2 separate regions of the Homo sapiens genome follow, and region 2 is linked to region 1. Evidence: chromatin loops called from intact Hi-C (ENCODE). Cell type or tissue: mammary epithelial cell. All regions are shown on one strand. Links, peaks and the distances in the headings refer to the core of each region. The heading gives the core; the rest is flanking DNA. Region 1 holds the start of TRS-GCT4-1 (tRNA-Ser (anticodon GCT) 4-1). Region 2 holds the start of TRA-CGC2-1 (tRNA-Ala (anticodon CGC) 2-1).

What was found. Hi-C counts contacts between places; a loop is a spot of excess contacts. Peaks named below come from ENCODE experiments on the same cell type or tissue, not always from the same donor. Only the 100,000 strongest peaks of a DNase experiment are listed, where the experiment ranks them.
Region 2: a loop joins it to region 1, with 4 times the contacts of the local background. A loop is called at or near these places in 12 of 110 quality-filtered maps.

What each region holds. Positions count from the first base shown.
Region 1 is chr6:28,595,951-28,598,869 of GRCh38, forward strand. It overlaps TRS-GCT4-1 (tRNA-Ser (anticodon GCT) 4-1), which reads right to left and starts at 1,471; the gene lies at 1,390-1,471. It also overlaps a transcript of SCAND3 not described here. In mammary epithelial cell, for the core only: no CTCF peak of the experiment used is centred there; a DNase peak (open chromatin) is centred at 1,511; H3K4me3 peaks cover 1,033 bases; H3K27ac peaks cover 747 bases.
Region 2 is chr6:28,672,423-28,675,341 of GRCh38, forward strand. TRA-CGC2-1 (tRNA-Ala (anticodon CGC) 2-1) reads right to left here and starts at 1,485; the gene lies at 1,414-1,485. In mammary epithelial cell, for the core only: no CTCF peak of the experiment used is centred there; a DNase peak (open chromatin) is centred at 1,519; H3K4me3 peaks cover 925 bases.

The sequences.
Region 1 (2,919 bases), core at 202-2,701:
GATGTAACAGTCCAGAGGAGGGTGAGAGGAACAAGAATTTTAGTCATTACTGGTTAAGAGTGTAAACTAATAAAATCCTTTTGGAGGGCCATTTGGCAATATCTATAAATATTTTAAATGAGTATATCCTAAGACACAGCAAACTCACTTTTAAAAATTTATATTGCAGTATTACAGATATACACATTCAAAATTTTATGTATGTATATATAAAGTTATTTGTGCAGCATAGTTTATAATAGCAAAAGATACAGAAAACCCAAATTGTCCAACAGAGAACTGGTTAAATAATATATGGTAAAGTATGCATTGGGATACAATGCATCCTTAAAAAAGAATAAGCTTTCACTTTTTGTGATGATACAGAAAGCTCTCCAGGATATATTGGTTAGGGAAATGGGGCAGGATAAGGAATGATATTCATAGTATGTTGTCATTTGTGCTTTTTTTGAGATAAAAATAGAAATATATATGTTATGTAATATATATTCATATGTGCTTAGTGTAATCCTGGAAAGAATTAACAACAGTGGTTATCAGTAAAGAATGTAATTAGGTGGTTGGGGAATAATTATGGATGGGTGCAAGATTTTATATAGCTTTATAATTTTGGAATCATGTGAATGCAGTGCCTATTCAAAAACTTAAATAAAATAAATAAAATAAAAAATATATATTTTTTTCTCCCAAGGCCCACGATGGAAATCACAAGTAGAAACTATTCAATATGGACATTCCTCTCTGTCTTGCTTATGGAGGCATCTTTAGACATAACTGGGAATGTCGTATGGAGTATATTTTTCAGCTTTGTCACATCTCTAAGCAGAGACAAATCCTCCTCAAAGCTAGAGACCAGCAGACAATAATGGTTAAGTATTTTGTTGGGGGAGGGCAGTTTAAAGTTAGCAAAGAGTAAAAATTTCAGTAAGGTTAAAATTAGGCTGAAAATACCTGCAAAATATAGTATCAATAACTTGTTGTACATATTTATGTGGATGATTTTTATCATTTACTTTAAGTTTATTGACAATATTTTTCTATAGCCCTCAATTAATTATTCAGTTGCTCCTTCAGAAGAGCTGGAAACTCAATGGAGAACACATATATTTCTTGCCCTTAAGAAGGTTACCATCTGGAGGGAAAAGTAAACACTACCCAAATGTTTCAACTGGCTAATTTAACTTACAAGTATGATCAATGTTGCTGAGGAAGAATTGTCCCTGAGATTTGAGAGAATCTTGTACTCAGAACTGAAAATTAGCAGAGGCCAGTTAAGATACATTTAGTAATTTACTTGGTTTCTTGGCAAATTAATCTACCAAAGATAAACGCTAACTAGGCAGCACTCAGACCCATCCTTTCAGAGGGTTAAATAAAAACCTCCAGAAACGACGAGGATGGGATTCGAACCCACGCGTGCAGAGCACAATGGATTAGCAGTCCATCGCCTTAACCACTCGGCCACCTCGTCACATGCTAAGCGTGGCAAAGTCATTTTCTTCCTCCGCACAGTTAGTCCTGTAATAATATATTTTTAATCGCTCTTTTTCTGGCTTAATCCTGATTCAGTCCTTACAACCACACCCAGAATCGGGTATTTTTAGGTACATTTCGCAGCAACCACAAAAGTGATAAATGACACCTAGAGTGGTTCAGTTACTTGGCACATATCAAACGAACAGATAAAAACAGTACGCCTAGGTATTAAATACGTAGATCCTTGCTGAACACTGGAATGCATGGGACATAGGATTTGAACCCTGGTTTGCTGACCTGGCTCCAGCTAGCTCCTCTGTGTTCTCCCTTTGGAGGGACCGGATTATTCCTTCTCCTGATGAGAACATCTCCAGAGATTCCTGTTTTCTGGGAGGTGCCAGAAATTAGCAAACAAACTACAACGAACAATAAACCGGCTCTGTGATTCCTTATACATTTTTGCTTCTGAAATATGCCGGACAGCAAAGAGACGCTTTCATTTCTCTCTAGTTCTTTATCTGGGGTTTGGAATTATTGCATTGCTGAGATATGCAGCAATGGGTCAAAACGGGGTTGGAAAAAAGGTAGAAAGACTCCCCGATGTGAGCATTTTCGTTCTAGAGTAGTTTGGAATGTTACTGCGTAAGATGATTTAGCCTGGCTGCCACCAACACTTACAGGGTCGGGTGGGGCAATCCTTCCTAGAGCAGGAGCCAGCTAGCTTGGGTCGGGGTTCTGTCCCACTCACCGTGTGACCTGGGCGGGCCACTTAACCAACTCCATCCCATAATTTTTATCTATCCAGGAAGAAGCGGACTTTGGCAATTTCAAATAAACCCAGCACCAAGGAACCCATCTACTCACTAGAGCTTCTCGGCTTTTCTATATTTGGTGGAAAATATTGGAGAGATTATTTCTTGCCCAAATGCTGGGGTGTTTTTGTTTTTGTTTTGTTTTGTATTGTTTGTCCTTCCTTTGAAATCTTTACTTCTCTTTAGGCAGAAGGGACTGTCTTCTCTCCCCATCATGTTCCTTTACCAAATTTCATATATCCATCCTCACCATACAACTACCCAGCATGGAAAACTGACCTGGGTTAGAGGACTAAAGATTTGTTTATTTAATGATTCAAACAATTGTAGTTATTTATTTGAATGAGGACAGTTGTTATGATTTTCCGGTCCGAGGTGGGTGTATCACTTGAGGTCAGGAGTTCGAGACCAGCCTGGCCAACATTGTGAAACCCTGTTTCTACTAAAAATAAAATAAAATAAAATAAAATAAAATAAAATAAAATAAAATTAGCTGAGTGCGGCGGCGCGCACTTGTAATCCCAGCTACTCATGAGACTGAGGCACGAAAATCGCTTGAACTCAGGAAGTGGAAGTTGCAGTGAGCTGAGATCACACCACTGCACTCCAGCCTGGGTGACAGAGTGAGACT
Region 2 (2,919 bases), core at 323-2,822, 77 kb after region 1:
AGTCCCCACCAAAATTCTTCTGGACTCTTCCAGTAATATCTGAACTAGTCTTATTTTCATCTTATTTCACCACCATTCCCAATCCATTTTCCACATTATTTATGGAATTAACTTTGTAAAATTCAAGTCTGATTGTAATCCTCCACCTCCCAGGTTCAAGTGATTCTCCTGCCTCAGCCTCCCAACTAGCTGGGACTACAGGTGCCTGCCACCATGCCTGGCTAATTTTTTTGTAATGTTTTCTTATTATTGTGATCCTTGCTTTTATAATGTTTCATTATTTCCTCTTATAATGTTTCGTTGTAATATTTCACTATTATTGTGATCCTCTCTTTTTTATCATGTTTAATTATTTCCTCTTAACAATGGCAGAGAAATACTCATTGGCATTTTTGGTGTATCTTTAAATGTGAACTGAAGCAACAGAACAAATTCATTATCAATATTCCAAAGCACTCAAATGAATCAAAGCATGAACATAAGTGCAATGCAGAAATAACATAAACCTAAAAATTCATTTACTTACAGTTGCCCAGAATGCAACCTCAGTTGGGTTCTCAGTGCTGTCAGGAAATCTGTTATGATTTTCTTTTTTGCCCAGGATGGAGTGCCGTGGCGCCATCTTGGCTCACTTCAACCTCTGCCTACCGGGTTCAAGTGATTCTTCTTCCCCAGCCTCCCGAGTAGCTGGGATTACAGACGTGAGCCACCGCGTTCCACCTGTTGTGAGTTTCTAACCAACTCTGCCTTCCATTTCTACAGGCTATTTCTAACCTTTACTACTTTCCCAAATGTCCCAAATGTTCTATGACCAGCTTTCCCACACAAAAACCTTGAAAACGTGCAGTGAGAAAATGGTTACCAGGTTAGTAACTGTAGGACAAGATCTACATTATCTTAAGGTGATAGAGTGGACCTTAAGTTGAAAGCAACTCCCACCTGAATACTAAAACTAAAAAAAGCATGCTACTTTCCTCTTTTCCATCCTATTCCACTTTCCCCACCCCGCAAAAAAAAAACTATGATACGGAGACATTTTATTTTTACTGATAGTTTTTCACTGGAGACTGGGAATGGATTAGGGCCTCATTTAGTAGATCTTAAAACATTCTTGGATATTCAGCTCTATTCCCTCTTCCTGGATGCATTCATAGGAACAGTACATTTCTGAATTGTCCCTCTGACTTTGTATTACTCACCACATAATAAAACACCTTGGAAGTTTCCAGGAAACAGGAATATGGAGTGTGGCTAGTCAACCAAATAGAAGAGAAACAAACATAAAGACAGGAAATTGATCGATTTAAAGGAAATGATAATGGCAAAAATGAGAAAGGACTAAAATAGTTTTTTCTTTGTTTTTCTTATATTCTGTTCCAGAGGCTGAATTAAACAAAATCTACGTGATCGCCTTGGAGATGCCGGGGATCGAACCCGGGGCCTCATACATGCGAAGCATGCGCTCTACCACTGAGCTACATCCCCTGGCACAAGTCGGTTGTAACGGAGAATTCCTGTCATGTTAAAAACGCGAAGCATTTTATATTACCTCGTGCTCGACCAGGGAGTGACCAACTCTGAGGATGAATTCCACCTAAAGCCTAACCCAGATTACACCTGAGTAACCTCCTTCCGGGACACACTAACAACATCCAGCTTGTGTCGTTACTGAGAGCAAAGCACACTTTTATAGCTTTAGCACAATTAGTCCTCTTGGCGCAATTGAATCCCAGGCGGAAAGAATTAAGGGATTGTTCAAGATCTTTTGACAGATTTTCTGCTAGCCGAAGGCTCATGGAAAATGCAACCCAAATTCCCTGCATCTGAGTACGTTGAATGATGAAATGTACCTTGGGAGCTGTCGCTCCTCTCGCTCTCGACCCCGCTCGAAGAAGGAACTGTCCAAATAGATGAAAACGTGAAAATCCTGCCTGACCTTTCTCCCCACATGCAATGGCTCGGGCCACACATACCATCTAGCTCACCTGACACCGAAGCTTTATCTGGGAACTCTGGCTTCACCAAGAATTCTAGTTTAAGAAGGTGCGTTTGCTTGTTTCCCTCTTTTCTTGATCCACCCGTCAGCTCTTTCCCCGCACCTCGTTCTGAGTCTCCGCAAGGCTGCTGCGCGGAAGAATGAAGCTGCACGCAACAGCCTTTCCCGGGACCCGGGATAGGCCCTGGCCAGGCGCTCCGGCGGCGGCAGCCGCAACGCCCCCAACCTTTGAAAGCGCTTCTCTGCCCTCAGACCCCCCTGCAGCAGCCGCGGGCACAAAGGTTTTTGTCTCTTGCTTCAGATGTTGTACAGTGAAGAACAGCGACTCTTCAAACCGAAAATGACAACATCAAAGACATGATCCATGGAAGAAGTAATTGATAACTTATACTTCATTAAAAATCTAAAAATCGGATCTGCGAAACGCACTCTCAAAGAGAATGAGAAGACAAGCCACAGACAGAGAAAATATTTGCAAAACACATGTCTGATAAAGGACTGGTACCCAAAATATACAAAGAACTCAATGCATAACAATAAAAGTACAAACAACCTGATTAAAAAGTAGGCAAAACATTTGAACAGATTACTCACCAAAGAAGATGTACAGATGGCAAATAAGCATATAAAAAGTTTCCACATCATATATCATCAGGAAAATGCAAATTAAAACAACAATGATACCACTACACACTTTTTAGAATGGCAAAAATTCAAAACCCTGGCAACACCAAACGCTGATGAGGATGTGGAGCAACAGGAACTCTCATTCATTGCTGGTGGGAATGCAAAATGATACAACTGCTTTGGAAGACAATTTGGCAGTTTCTCACAAAACTAATCATACTCTTATCATACGACCCAGCAGTCACACTGTTTGGTACCTATCCAGAGGAGTTGAAAGCATATCTATGCAAAAACCC